Regions from separate parts of the Mus musculus genome. Here region 2 is linked to region 1. A link is a loop called in an ENCODE intact Hi-C map of the cell type or tissue named here. Cell type or tissue: left cerebral cortex. All regions are shown on one strand. Each heading gives the region's core, and the rest is flanking DNA. Links, peaks and the distances in the headings are about the cores only.

What was found. Hi-C counts contacts between places; a loop is a spot of excess contacts. Peaks named below come from ENCODE experiments on the same cell type or tissue, not always from the same donor. Only the 100,000 strongest peaks of a DNase experiment are listed, where the experiment ranks them.
Region 2: a loop joins it to region 1, with 3 times the contacts of the local background. A loop is called at or near these places in 1 of 42 quality-filtered maps.

The regions. Positions count from the first base shown.
Region 1 is chr5:128,592,181-128,599,877 of GRCm38, forward strand. It overlaps Fzd10os (frizzled class receptor 10, opposite strand), which reads right to left. Exons shown (of 6, transcript NR_015517.2): 2 at 2,028-3,584. Among named protein-coding and RNA genes, the nearest start is that of Fzd10os, 4.7 kb to the right of the region's middle. In left cerebral cortex, for the core only: no CTCF peak of the experiment used is centred there; DNase peaks (open chromatin) are centred at 4,840 and 6,356; H3K4me3 peaks cover 740 bases.
Region 2 is chr5:128,729,972-128,737,668 of GRCm38, forward strand. Piwil1 (piwi-like RNA-mediated gene silencing 1) reads left to right here and starts at 6,275. Exons shown (of 22, transcript NM_021311.3): 1 at 6,275-6,383; 2 at 7,478-7,555. In left cerebral cortex, for the core only: CTCF peaks have their summits at 2,806 (motif pointing right) and 4,219 (motif pointing left); a DNase peak (open chromatin) is centred at 4,190.

The sequences.
Region 1 (7,697 bases), core at 2,453-6,452:
CTCACTCTGAAGACAGCAGCTGCAGACTTCACAGAGCTTTCCTTCCCCATCCTCTGCCCTTTGGCTCTGGTGCCCATTGGGCTTCTGTGCTGGGCCCTGAACAACTACAATGGAGAGGCAGCTTCAAAGGTCTGCCCAATGTGTTGGCCATCTGTATGGCAGGGCTACCTTTAACTCCAGAATTTCAGCTTTCCGATCTGATCTGGGGGACAGGGTAACAAAAGCATTGGGGGCAGAGAGGTAGAGGCATCTGGGAGATGGGTCCATGGGTAAAACAGCTTGCTATGCAAGCACGAGGACCTGGGTTTAAATCCCCAGGACTTAAGCTGAGCATGGTAGAGTATCTACCATCCAGCTGTCCCACAGTGAGATAGGAGGCAGAAGTAGAATTCCCAGAAGCTCGAGGGGCAGTGAGCTTAGCATTCACAGAGGCAAAACAAGAGACCACCCCATTCTACCCCAAGCCGTCTCATATTAAGTGGAAGACAAAGACCTCTGATCTCCATATACGCAAGGCTGACTTCCTGGCTATCTGAATAGCCCAACCTACAACAGTTGATGTTTTGACCTCAGGTCCAGAGCTCACCCAGCCTTATTCTCAGCTGAGCTCTTCCTCTGTCACCCCTACTCCGACCCAGGCATGATTTAGCAGCCATTGATTTGGAAAGACTGGAGCCAGGTAGAAGTATACATCACTCCAGAGCCTGGAGAGCTCTGCCTTTCACTCAGAAAGTCATCACAGGCCCACCAAACCTGCCAATGAGGCCTAAGAGTCTCTCTCCTGTGCTGTTTGGATTTTTGTCAATTAGATACAAGCTAGGGTCATCTAGGAAGAGTGACACTTCCTTGAAAAGATGCCCCCATCACATTGGACCATCGTCTAGGGAGCGTTTTCTTCATGATTGATGTGGGAGGGCCCAGCCCTTTGTAGGCAGTGTTATCCCTAGCCAGATCTGGGCGAGGTGGCACATACCTTTGGTCTCAGCACTCGGGGAGGTAGAGGCAGGCAGATCTCCATGAGTTCGAGGCCAGCCTGATCTGCAAAGGCTTCCTGGACAGCCAGGGCTACATAGAGAAACCCTGTCTGGGTGGGAGATGCAGGGAGCAAATTGAGCAGGGCGTGGGGTTCAAGCTAGCAAGCATTATTTCTTCACGGTCTCTGTTTCAATCCCTGCCTTCAGGTTCCTGCCTTCCCTTCATGACAGGCTGTAAGATGAAAGAAACCTGTTTTCTTCCCCAGGTTGCTTTTGGTCGCCGTGCTTATCCCAGCCACGGATGACAAAGTAAGCCAGAATCCGCAAACGGCCTCTGCTCTGCGGCCTGTTGGGATTCACTCTTTCCTTGATTCGTTTCCAGTCTGATTTCTTTGACCACCCAGACACTGCTGGGCTCTAGACCAGTCGTTCTCAACCTGTGGGTCGTGACACCTCCAGGGGGTCCTGTATCAGCTATCCTGCCCATCAGATGTTTCCATTATCATTCAAAACAGTAGCCAAGTCACAACTGTTTTAAAGGGCCACAGCATTCGGAAGGTCGAGAACCGCTGCTCTAGACGAAGCCCTGACCAGCAGGCTGACTCTTTTTCCCAAGTCCGTGTGGTTCTCTCTCACATGATGCTCTCTTTGGCTCCGATGCTGTTCCTAACTGCCCTGCCTAGGATGCAGCTACCTCCATCCATCTCCTTTAGCCCCTTGGATCTTTCCACTTTCCCCATTCTCCCAGCATGGAAGATCCACTCGGCTGTTCTCCATGCTGACATGCCTAGGCCCACCCTCTACCTCCTTCTGGAGGCCGTAGTGTGAGACTACAGAGCTTTCTTTCCTCAAGCATCTTCCCGGGATCCTTCCTGCCCGCCCGCACCCCCCCCCATCCCTGAGAAGAACAGAGAATGACCCATCAGCAAGCCAATGGGTTACCCCGAGAATGTGACAAAGGGTGAGGCTGTGGGTCCCAAGGGTCTGCAGATAGAGGGACGAGCCAGCAGCCTTGGGTGCAAGACCAGGCCTTGGAGGGTATCTCTACCTTACCTTATACCACAGAGAGAAGTCTGGCTCCCATGTTGCCCTGTGGATGAAGGTGGGCAGGCCGAGCACAAGCTTTCAGGAACCATTGAATTCATTGTGAGGCTGAGCTGGATCTGCGTCCATAAGGCCAGGAGGGGTAACAGTGTCAGACCCCAGCCCCAGAGGGCGCTCTGCGGTTGATTCAGTAGCCAGGAGCATCCAGAGAGCTCTTCTGGGGCCCTTGCTTTGTCTCCCACTCTGCAATCCAGGGGAGATCTGCAGCCCCTTTTCCTTGGCAACACTCAAGACAGAAAGAGGAAGCTACATGCCCAGCCACCCACGGGGAAGGAGATTGGTTCCACTCCTGCATGAGGTTGTCGACGAAGTCATTCTGCCTTCTAGCAGGACAATGGAGAATTGAAGAAAGAGGGCCGAAGAAATGGCTCAGTCGTTAAGAACACTTGCTGCTCTTGCAGAGGACACAGGTTCAGTATCCCAGGACCCAGATGGTGGCCCACAACCGCCTATAACTCCAGTTCCAGGAGATCTGACCACCTTCTTCTGGCCTCCTAGGCCACCAAGTAGGCATGTGTACAGGTACAGTTACAGGCAAACACTCACACACTCAACTAGCCAGGGAGTCTGCTGGCTAGTAAATCCCAAGTGGCCAAGTGGCCTGCTTCTAAATCCTTCCTTGTAGCTGTCTGATATTCACTCCATCCCAAGTCTTAAAAAATAAATAAATAAAATTGACGTTATTACCTTCATTTTAATGCAGAGGGAACAGAAATCAGATCAGAGAGGTTAAGTAACCAGCCTAAGATGCCACAGCTGAGGTCATAAATAAACATCTCTCCCCTTCAATCTCTGACTTTGAACAGCCCTCTTAAGAGACTGTAGAACACAGATGCTTCTCCGTCCAGGAGGAACGATGACAGCTCCACAGGGTCTGTTCCTGGAAACCCCAGCTGGCTGCTGACATTTCCTGGGTGCATGCTGTTCCGAGGCAGATGTCACCCAGGACCCCTGAACCAGATGGGGCTTCTCAGATCACAGCTATAACGTGACTCTCGGGACTCAGTTTCCCATCTGTGAAATGAAGAGGCTCCTTCCTCATCTTGCTTCAGCAGTTCCTGTACAATCAAGTATCTTAGTTTGTCCCAGGAGCTCAGTAAGTAGCCGGATGTACCAAAGGCTCGCTGTCCAAGTGACTCACGTTGGCTTTTAAATGATGGATTTCTGGGATTCTGTCTTACTATTAGTTTGCTGTGACAGACTAACCAACAAGAAGCAACTATGTAAGGGCTTATTTCGGCTCACGGTTGAAGGGCACAGCCCTTCATGGTGGGGAGCCACAGTAACCCGTTTGTGAGGTAGCTGCTCACGTTGCATCTTGCTTCAGGGCAGGGAGCAGAGAGAGAGATGAATGCTGGTGTTTGGCTCACTTTCTCCTTTTTTCTTCAGTCCTATGGATGGTGCTGCTCACAGCTAGGGTGAGTCTTCCAACTTCAATTAACCTAATGTGAAAACTCCCGCACAACAGCAGCGGCCTGAGGAGCGTCTCCTACATGGTCCTGGGGCCTAGAGAGTTAACAATAACCATCAACCAGGATGATGCCCGGGTTATATTTACTGTGCTTCACAAACTGTCATCTTGGAAACAGCCTTGTGCCTGGCCTTACTAGATTGGATCTTATTTTTCAGGTAAGAAAACCAAAGCCCAGAATCCGGAATAGCTCAGCCCTAGTCAGGTGGCTCTAGACCAGCGGTTCTCAACCTTGCTAATGCTGCAACCCTGTAAATACATGCTGTGGTGACCTTCGCCCCATAAAATTATTTTGTTGCTACTTCATAACTGTAATTTTGTTACTGTTATGAATTGTAACATCAATATCTTCTATGTGGGATAGCTGATACTCAACCTCTAGGAAAGGACCCTTGGGCCTTAAGGGGGGGGGGGGTCTCAATCCACAAGTTGAGAACCAATGCTCTAGAAAGTGGTAGAGGGATTTTCAGACCCAGTGATGGTAGGTAGAGCTTAAGGTTGCCCCAGCTTTGTGTCCAAGTTCCCCCCCCCCCTCCCCCGTTTACTGTGTCAGGGAGGATGACGGACCAGTTTCCAGACTAGGAAAACCCAGGTACTGAAGAAATGAATAAAGCTGAAAGAAGCAGCGGTAGCTGGGGTGGTGGACAAAGAAAGGCACTGGCCTAGCAGCTGAGGGGCAGAGGCCTCAGTCGCATGAGCCCATGGAATAACTGTAGAAGTGGCTGTTAATTTCAGCAAACTGTCTTCCGGTGTCCTCTGGGACACTAATGCAAAACAGAATCACGTTTGCCTGCTTCATTTTGTGAGGTAATTCTGTAAATTTTATTTACTTGTTTGTTTATTTATTTATTTATTCGTTTATTTTATTTTTTTAAATTAAACTCTATATACTAGGGTTTAAATGCTGCTCACATGGGGGGTTCCTGAAAGCCCTGGAGGGGGCACACGTGGGTCTGCCCGTGTTTTAAACAGAGGTATCTCCAGCAATCCGAAGTCACTTAGCCTGGTGCACTTTACACCTTTTTAAAGATTATTCCCCACTGCCCTCCCCATCCCCACCCCGACACATTTGTGTGGAGGTAGCAGAGACGGAAAAAGCTGTGCTGTGTCTTTAAACAGGGAGGAGCGATCAGCAGAAGCCTGGGCTGTAAAAAGGCTAATGCGCTGTGGAAGAGTAGGAGTTTAATCTAATTTAGTTGGAGGGTGTCTGTCTGCGGTGTTGTTTTTTGGAGTGTGGGAACAGAGGAGGGGAGCTGCCCCCTTGAATGGTCCCTTCTGCGCCAGAAGCAGTGGGGAGCCGCGCGACGCCAGCGATCCAAGGCCCGGCCTTGAAAGAGGATTAAAGCGATGCTTGATTTGCAATTCACACGAAAGCGCCCCGCGAACCTCTGGTAATATTTCAATCCACATTTCAAGGGAAGTGGCCTTAAAATAGCGGCCTAAATTGTTCTGCCGCGGCCCGGACACTCCTTCATGCATTTTATAACGCAGAGGGCCAAGGGCCTTTTCTCTCTGCGCCTCACCACCCCCAACCACCCCGTATCTTACATGTGCTGAAGTGTAATTAAAACTTGTTCTTAAGTTTGGGGCAACCTACACTGCTTTGTGGTATGAGGTGTGTGTGTTTTATGCTTGGAGCATATGTTTGTGTGTGTTAACTAAACATCACTTTGGATGACTTTAATATATCTCCTCCGAAAGGGGGGGGGGGATTGTGAGGCAGTCGTGGAACCAAGCCTAGTGGGTTGGAAAACTGAATTCTCAATGTGTGCCTTTTAAAGAGACCATTACCAGTAAGCAGACCACTTTCCTTACTGTAAGGAACAGTTTGGAAAATGCAAACAGAGATCTTAAGAGCTTTCCAACTGGATCCGCAAATAGGAAAGTTCTAGAAATGGCCTTGAAGCTACCAAGACAAACGTTAAGGAGCCAGCTCCCTGGTTCATCTTCAGGCTGGGAGACAGGATGTTCATGTCTTTCTATAATCTCTGCCCATACCCCACATGTTTACTCTTGCAATTAGCTTGTAACAGGCTAAGCTTCTGGCTTAATTTTTCTTTATTGTAGGAGACGAAGTACTTTTTTTTTTATCTTAAAGAGATTATTTGGGTTCTCTCTAATCCTATTTCAGAAACCCCTCTCAAGACTTTATGGTTCCTTCACCCATACTGAGGAAGGATGCAGCTTTGATTACCACTGAGACCCATGGCAGAGAATCTTTTCTTTTTTTTTTTAACTTCTGACTTTACCAATTAAACAGGGCCTTCCTTTCAACTCCCCACCACCTCCAAAATTATTTAACTCAAGACACCATCTGACTCTTAAAGAGTATTCCTTCCAGAATACCTTGCACTCTCCTTGGTAGACATTTGCAAGAACTCTACGCTAATATCTACAGACAGTATTTTGAAATCTCACGTAGATAGATATATTAGGAGATTTGGGGTCCAAAGTACCCTTTGCTCTAGGATGCTATTTAAAATCATGTTTAATTATCAAGTTTCATTAGAAACCCTTGCTCAAATTTTGAGAAACCTAATAAGATTTCCATTAATTTAAACATAGCTCTATTCCCAGGCCAGTCCCCCCCACCCCACCCCAAAGCTTTCTCTTCCCTCTTTTATCCCTGGTTAAATATGTAAATAAAATGTCTAAAGTCGTTCTTCAAAGAAGACAAAAGAAAAAAAAGAGCCGAGGGGAGAGAGACAGCCATAAAATTCCTCCCAGCTCTCCATAACGCTTGCCAGAGGGGGGCCGGTTTCCGAGCCAGGGCTGAGCAGCAGGGGACCCGGCTGCTCTGGAGTCACTCGTCTCAAATCCCACACACAGGAGAGAGAAAAATAAAATATCTTTTCAGCTGGAGCCATCAAAGGGGTCCTTTCATTTATTAGCGTTGCCTTCCACTCTCGCTATCTCGGGGCCCTTATTTTTAGATACTAATGTCTATTTGTTGCTTTCCTTTCTTTTTCTATACTAGGTTGGGCAGATGGAAGAAATTCTGTTAGCTTTTTCTTCTCTTAATATATTTTAAGGGAGTCCCGGGGGTTGGGGGAGAGAAGAAAGGAACGTGAAGTGATCATAGCTAAAATAAAAGGTCGGAACACTGTAGAAGTAACCAGAGCATAAAAGACCAATTACGTGGGGCAGTCTCAAATAGCTCACACCCTGCTCCGGAGCTGAGCTCACCCAGGCTACTTCCACGCCCCCCACGCCCCAAGGGGCGGGGGGGGGAGTGTGGAATTAGAAGAGAGAGAGAGAGAAAACGGAAGGCAAAAGTGTCAGGAAGGACCCCTTGCAAACTAGTCTGTCTTAAAGCTAAGCGATAGCCCAAGAATCTTACCTGACTTAAAAGGTTTTGGAAACAGCGTACTAAACTATAAATATCTAAGTAAACCATCCTTATCCAAGCCGCAAGCGTTCACCACACCGCAGGTTTTTCTTGGGTCACTAACACGGTGGTGGGTGGTGATTCTGACTGTGTTAACCTCAGTCTTCCGGACCGCTGTTTCCACGGATCCAACTTCCTCCCGTGAAAGGCAGAGGGGACCAGGGGATCTAAAGGTGAGGCATGAGCCTGTGCACACCCCTCCGCCCCCCACCCCCAGGACTCAGCAGGTCCTGGGAGTGTCCCAGCCTCAGGTCTGTCCGCTATGTCTGACAAATGAAAGGGGGGTAAAGAGGAAGAACTCCCTGCAGATGGGACGCTGAAGCCTTGTTTTAATTAGAAGTCGATCCTCTGCAGGAAGCGCAAGGCAGGGCGGGGAGGAGGGGTCCTGGGTAGCCTCGTTCCTGGCTTGGCTGGAGCCACTGAAGGCTTCCAGGCATCTGTGCACCCAACTCGGCCCTGGGGTGCGCAAGACTGACTGGCCGAAAGATGAGCAGGGGACTTAGCTGCACCTATGCAGTTGGGGGAGTCCGCACTGGAGGTCCTGGTAGTTTCCCAGACACTTAAAACGCAGACCTGAATGGGGGTGGGGTGGGGTCTAAGGAGAGAGTGGGCCACCGCCCTGAGGGCTGTTTATCCAAAGCCAAGAGTCCGCGACAGGTGCCGCACCCCAGATCTCTCGGACATCTAAGGACTGCGGTGGGCTCCCATGGTGCACTCACTCCCTGTGCGGGGGAAGGAGGTTGAAGCTCTGTGTCCTTAT
Region 2 (7,697 bases), core at 2,307-6,306, 140 kb after region 1:
ATGTTCCCAAGCCCCCTCTGGTCATGACTCCAGCATAGAACCTGACTAGTAAGACACAAGCTCCTCGGGGGAAATTGTTATGCGTGTGCAAGCACATGCACTTGCCTGTGTACGCACTTTGTGGAAACCAGTCACCCTCCACCTTACCTTGTGAGACCAGGTCTCATAGAAACTAAATTTCTGCATTTTGGCTAGCCAGGGTGTGATGGTTTGTATATGTTTGGCCCAGGGAGTGGCCCTTTTAGGTGTGGCCCTGTTCGAGTAGGTGTGGCCTTTTGGGAGTAGGCGTGACATGTGGTTAAGACTCTCATTTTGGGAGGCAGAGGCAGGCGGATTTCTGAGTTCAAGGCCAACAAAGTGAGTTTCAGGAAAGCCAGAGCTATACAGAGAAACTCTGTCTTGAAAAACCAAACCAACAAACCAAATCAACAAACAAAAAAAACCCTCTCATTTTAGCTGTCTAGAAGTCAGTATTCTGCTAGCAGTCTTCAGATGAAAATATAGAACTCTCAGCTCCTCCTGCACCATGTCTGCCTGGATGCTGTCATGCTTCCCACCTTGATGACAGTGGACTGAATCTCTGAACCTGTAAGCCAGCCCCAATTAAATGTTGTCCTTTATAAGACTTGCCTTGATTATAGTGTCTGTTCACAGTAGTAAAACCCTCACTAAGACACCAGGGATCCATGTGTCTTGTCTTCCCCAGTTGCAGGCATTACAGACATGCTCTGTACCCAGATTTTGCAAGGAGGCTGGGGGTTCAAATTCAGGTCCTCATGCTTGCGCAGCTTATGGGCTGAGACCCCTTTCCCTGGGCAGGAGTTGGGGAGGAACTCTTCACCATGCCGCAAGCTTTCCTGGACCGCCACCAGGTGTCCCCCTAGAGCCAAGCAGTTGGTGAAGGATAGGCTTCAGGTTTTCTCTGGAAGCTGCCACAGTATGACAGAGGTTTGTGTCATTTGCACAACAGAGGGGCACAAGAGGTAGAGGTAGGAGGTAATACATTGCTCCAAAGCCATCATAGAGCGCACAACCAGTCATGTGGTCCCCGATCCTCAGAATGATGTGGCCCTGGTACACCAGTCTCTCGACAGACAGACAGACAGACAGACAGACAGACACACGCACACACTCCCAATGCCTGCATCCCCAGGCGTGCCTTCTACCCTACTGTGTAGAGTAGAGAATGGGAGGAGAAGACAACCTTGAACCGTCTCAACTCAGAGACAATGCCCACTTTAGCCACGGCTTTGGGGAGCAGGGGTGCATTCGACTATGGTTTTTCAGGACTGTGACACTGCTCCCAGGCTCATGCCTGACCTCCCCTTCTCCTCCCATCCCATCGTGGGCCATTTAAATAACATTGTTCAAAGGCTTTGATGGTCCTCACTGTTTATCTTCCCAAAGAAGCTGAGCACAGATGACCCCCACATCATATTTATGTAGTTTTAACCCCCTGACCCACCAGAGAGCCCAGCAGGTTTCTGCTTAACAAATGTCCCCCCTGTAGGGAAATCGCCCAGGGCGAGCACAGCCTGCCTCAGGAAGCCATGCCTGAACCCCTGAAGTTTTCATCTGCACAGACAGACACAGGATCAGTATTACCCTGAGAAAAGTCGTTCCATGGCCTCTTTCGAAGCTCAGCCTCAGTGTGCTGGCTGCCTTGCTTCTTAAGGTCACCGGGAGCTTGACTTGGTGGGACACGTTCATAACTTTGATAATGAAGTCGATGGACAAGTGATACACAAGACTCTGGTGCACCATGGCTGATGTGTGTGTTCAGTGGCACTGGCTTTAAAATGGAAATAAGCTCCAAGGTTTGAATCCTACCTTGAAACTCAAACAGCATAAAAAATGCATTGAGTGAGCAGCAGAAACTACTGTCAGTCTCTTCAATCCAGGGTATCTGTCCTTCTAGATCTGCAGATTCACAGGCAATGTGCATTCACACATGTGCTGTGTCTTTAAAGTTTATGGCTAAAGAGAGGTGCAAGCGAGAAAAAGAAGATGGTCTGACAAGAAGGTAAGGGAGAGGAGAGAACTATCGGCATAGGGCCCCTGATAGGAAGAGAGGGAAAGATAGAGAGAGAGAGAGGTTTCCCAAAGAGGTCACTGTCTTAGTCAGGGTTTCTATTCTTGCACAAACATCATGATCAAGAAACAAGTTGGGGAGGAAAGGGTTAATTCTGCTTACACTTTCCACATTGCTGTTAATCACCAAAGGATGTCAGGACTGCAACTCAAGCAGGTCAGGAAGCAGGAGCTGATGCAGAGGCCATGGAGGGATGTTCCTTACTGGTTTGCTTCCCCTGGCTTGCTCAGCCTGCTCTCTTATAGAACCCAAGACTGCCAGCCCAGAGATGGCACCACCCACAAGGGGCCTTTCCCCCTTGATCACTAATTGAGAAAATGCCTTATAGCTGGGTCTCATGGAGGCATTTCCCCAACTGAAGCTCCTTTCTCTGTGATAACTCCAGCGCGTGTCAAGTTGACACCAAACTGGCCAATACAGTCACGTAACACAAAGCAACGTGCAATTGCTCAACTGTGTGCCATTTTATGATAATAAAGACACACACCTACATGCATCTTTTTAATGACCGAAAATTGCTATGACGTGCACCATAAATTATGCTACCTTGCATAATACCCACACAACTGGGTATTTCTGTGGTTGCCTCACAAGCCTGCTCTCCTGACATTAGCTTTTCATAATTAATTAGTTTCCCTTAGGGGCTGATGCGGGTACAGTCGCCCTTAAAGTGGATTAGTGGAAGCCAAATTCGAACTGCACTCATAGGGGTCCCCAGTAGGTGGTGCTGTTTAGGGAGGTTGTGTAACCTTTAGGGGGTGGAGCCTTGTTAGTGGAAGTCTGCCCCTGGGGGTGGGCTTTAGGGTTTATAGTCTAGCAGGGTTGGTTGTACTTTCTGTTCTTTCTCTGCTTCCGGTATACAGATTTTTTTTTAAAAAAATGTCATCAGCCAGTTTCTTGTTCCTGTCACCATGTTTTCCCTGCCTGTTGTCATGTCTTCCCGTCCATGAGGAGATTCTCTTTCTGGACCCAAAAGCCAAAATAAACTCGGTCTTTAAGTTGCTTTTGGTTATGATGTCATACCATAGCAAGGGAAGTGTAACCGGTATAGAACTCTAATGCAGAGCTCATGTCTACTTGGTTTGGAAGAGCATTTCCCCTTCATTTGAAAGATCGAGTCTCCAGTAAGGAAGAAAAAGTGGTTGACACAGAAAAGAAATGACAGAAATAATGAGAACAAGGCCACGTTTAAGGAACGATTTGTAAAGCCTCATAGCATTCATAACTTTGTGATAAAATCTAAATACATCTGTGATGTACATCTATGATACATTTACAATATATATATATGTATATATATATATATTTAATATCGTAGTTTAAGCCCATGAGTCTCTCTTCCTGGAGGACTCTTCTTCTCCATCCCAGCCCCACCCCTATACCTCTGAGACTAAGGTCTCACATCTCTGTTTGTGCATCCTAGGATCCCCACAGCGTCCACCCCACCACCAACCCTTTGCCCCTCTTGGAACTTCTCATACACCAAGGCAGGGTTTCTCACAATAAGGTCCCTGCACCCTGCAGATCTACTTGCCTTGTCTCCCGAGAACTAGGGTTAAAGACATGCACCACACCGGACTTGTTTCCTGTGTGTGTGTGTGTGTGTGTGTGTGTGTGTGTGTGTGTTTGTTGTTTTGGGGTTTTGCTTGTTTATGGGTTTTTTGTTTTGTCTTGGGCTTTTTGGTCAAGTTCTTGCTATGTAGTCCCAGGCTTGCCTTAGCAGGAACAAGCCTTCTGTCTGAGTTTCCCAAGTTTTGAGGTTGCAGGCATGTGCTACCATATCTGTGAAGGTATTGATGGACCTAATAACTAATACTTTTAGGGTTCTGGTCAGCTGACAATATAAGGAGAAGTTTCAATTATGAAACTCCCCTAGTTCCTCTCTGGGTATTTTTAAACTCAGGGTGCACTTTGTGACATCAGATGCATTTGTTGCTAGGGAAACTGAGCAATGCATTGCCTGCAGCTTGTGGTAACACTTCCCAGGTATTTAGAACCATTTGGTGCTTCCTGTACAGTCCCTCACTCCACAGCTGCCATCCCTCCCACTGCTGTCCCTTCAGGACCTGATTGTTCTCGCAGGAAATATGTGAATGGCAGTCTCTTGCGTTACGGCACCATCTAGTGGTGCCGTTGTGGAACAGCTTGCTTGTCACCCGTGGAAGAGTTTGAGCTGTTTTTCAGATTGTGACTTCTAGGGCTTACAAAGTGAAGGCTCTGGGTCTATAATCCCATCATTTTGGTGGCAGAGACAGGAGGATCATTGCAGGTTCGAGGCCAACCTGGTCTACGTAGCAAGTTTAAAACCAACCAGAGACCCTATCTCAAAGAAATAAAAATAAAAATAAAGGAAAAAGGAAAAAAAAAAAAAGAGCCATCAAGATGAATCTATGTGTTCTTCAAACCTTCAAACTACTGTTTGTGCCAATATCTTGGCATTTCTCATTAACTTTCTTTTGTTGTTGTTTTCAAGACAGGGTTTCTCTGAATAGTCCTGGCTGTCCTGGAACTCAGAGATCCACTTGCCTCTGCCTCCTGAGTGCTGGCATTAAAGGCTTGTGCCACCATTCTCATTAACTCTCTAAGAGTGAATGAGATTAGCTTTATTTTTTTCTTTCCCTACACACACCAGGCTAATTCTACACACACATACACCGCCCAGTCCTCCAGCCTCCACCTCCAGAATGCTGGGCATGCTCCCCCATACCCAAAGAATGCCGATACTTCAAAAAAGGAAATTCTTTCCTCCTTTCTCAAATTTACCAAATCAGGGATGTATGGAAATCTCTAATTTTCAGAAGCTTTTCCAATGGCTTTTTACACTCAGGTTAACATGGAAAACAATAGAATCTAACCTGTCCCCTTCACTTAGTAGGAGATTATGGGGCTGAGAATCCATCACCCCACCCCTCCCAGCTCCTGGCAAGTATATTTCCTCATTAGTAAATGTAACATCTGCTTTCTAAGTGGAACTTTCAAGCAAGCCCGAGAGAAAACCATGTCTATAGATTAAATATTCCTATTCTGAAACCTCCAAGTCTGAAGTGCTTCAAAAATCAACATGAAAACAGACATGTCACTAGTAGGGAATCCCACAGTTGACCCCACAAGATGGCCCCAGAATGCAGGTACACTAAAGACCTGGCATAAAATCACCTTTAGTCTGTTTCTAAGGTAAGCTTGAAACTAGAGTGAATTCCATGGTTTTATTTCACTCACAAGACAACCTCATTTGGTATACGCAAATATTTAGATAGCAAAAATGATCCAAAAAATCTCAGACAGATGCCAAACATGCTAAAGAAGACATATCCACTTCCCTTTATTTATTTATTTAGCTAACTCAACACTACAAGCCAGGAGCCATCTTGATTCTCAGGTTGTCAGGTTCCTGCTACAGCGAGCTTGCCATCTGTGGAAAGGTAACTTTGTCGTATATCCCATATATCCTGCGGCTAGAACGAGGTGAGGGGCTCTGCTTTGTTTTATAATGCCCCCCCCCTTTTTTTTTTACTGGTGTGTTGATTCCATGAGGAAATAGGATGTTAAGACCAATTAACTCAGGGTGGACCTGCATAGCTGCTTATGGATCACGTGAAACTGCTTGGACCAGAGACTCGCACCTGATCACGCCACCTCAATTTCATCTGCAGTGGGTTTTGGCACAGGGTGACTCTAACGTGTCCTGTGGCGATACTGCAGCAAGTGGCGCGAACCTGCCTCATCTTCGCTTGGCACGAACCAGTCACCTACTCCAAGAATTTGGAAAAATGAAAATTTGGAAAACGACTTATCCTTTCGGCTTTCCTTCAAACCTCATACGTCTCAGGGGTGGAATGGCTTGCGACTTTTAAGGCCAGCCAGAGATGGAGTCCCAACTCTTTCTCTGCAAGACGCTGGAAGGGCCACCATTGAGTGAGGAGGATTCGCACCTGGAGCAAGGACCAAGAAGAATGGGGCTTGGGTGTGGTCTCGAGACCCCGCCCCACACAAAACCGCCACCCACGTGGCAGCCAATCAGGGCCCAGCACGTGTCCACCTCGCCGTTAACCCAGAGGTCTGTGGAGGTAGCTCGGCCGAGGCCTGGGCGGTGGGGCGGAGGGATCTGGCAGTTGGGGCTGTTAGCAGGTGCCGCAGCAGGTGCAGCAGCAGTGCGAGGTGGTGGCAGCCCCTGCGCCCGCGAGAAGCCTGCTGCAGGGGGTGGCGTGAGGAGCCTCAGGGACTGCGGACCTAAGCGTGCTAAGCACGGGGCCAGGATAGGACTGGACGCTGCTGGACCACGACGATCAGGGTCTGGAACCAAGCTGTGCCCACCTGTGTCTTGACCTCGACAGACCTGTACCCAGGCCCGGGCTTGGTCTCTACCTCTCTCTATGCTCGAGCTTTACCTATCTCTGCCTGGACCTTGACACCTCCTTATTGTTCTGGGCCTATTTCCCACCTTAACCTGTTCTCAGGCTTCATCCCCATCTCTCCTTGTGCCTAAGCCTGGTCCACATCCCTTCTCCTACCTGTCCTCACTTCTCTATTGTTCTTGGACCTCTTCCACACGTCTCCCTGTGTCTGAGCCTGGTTCCAGTTCCCCGATCTTTGGAGCCTGGTTCCTACCTTGCCATGCCAAAGCACACAATAGCATCTCTGACTGTATCCCCATCTGCTGCAGCCTCCAGCTCTCTCTAGCTGTATCACACCTGTTTCACACCTGCCTACCTGTCCTTTCCCATCTGAACCCCAGTCGTTACCACAGCTGGTGTTACCATGCAGAGAGACCTGGCTCACTTACCTGGTGGGCTCTGAGACCACCTTTGAGACCAAGTTATGGGGTCTTTTCTTGCTCAAGTATCCAAATTCCATATGGGAGTTCGAAAGACTCAATTCAAGGAAAGGCAATCCTTCTTGGAGTTGACACTCTGAGAAGGAGAACCAGAAGATCACAAAATAGTGAGGTGGTCTTAGCATAGTAAAGTCAGTTGGGAGGTGTTGGAGAAACTGGCCCTCTAGTTTGGGAACATGGCTTCTTCCTAGATAGGAATTTGAGGGCCCCAGATGTGATGGGCTGGAGTGGGGAGCCTTTGAAATGGTAGATGATTGGCACCGTGAATTATTACCATCTTTTATGGTCCTCTCACTGCAAGATCTGATGCTAGCCAGAGCAGTATGCAGCCCCCTCTTGCTGCAGAACTGTGGCCCACAACAGGGAGTTAGCATCTTTACTATTCTTAAGAACTTCATGCAATAGCTTTTTTGTTGTTGTTGTTTTGTTTTGCTAGCTGGAACAAGTTTTTGTCTCTAACCTAGTGTCTAACCTAGCTGCCTTGCTGGGCGAATGGGATCTGTATCTTAAGCTCTTCTCACTGGGCTAGGTGTGTGGCTCTTTTCTTGTAGGAGTGACCCCCACCAGCATCCAGCCTGCGGCAGTTGTAGGACTGGAAGGAGGCCAAGCTGAACACCTGAGCTGACTGGGTGAGCAGCCCAGAGACAGAATTATTATTACAGGGCCAACCTCTGCATGCCACTCAGACAGCCCGCCAGCACTGGTTCTGACAGGGCTCTGGGGTAGGAAGAGGAGACTTCCTTTCCTTCAGAGGGTAGCATCAGCAGCATG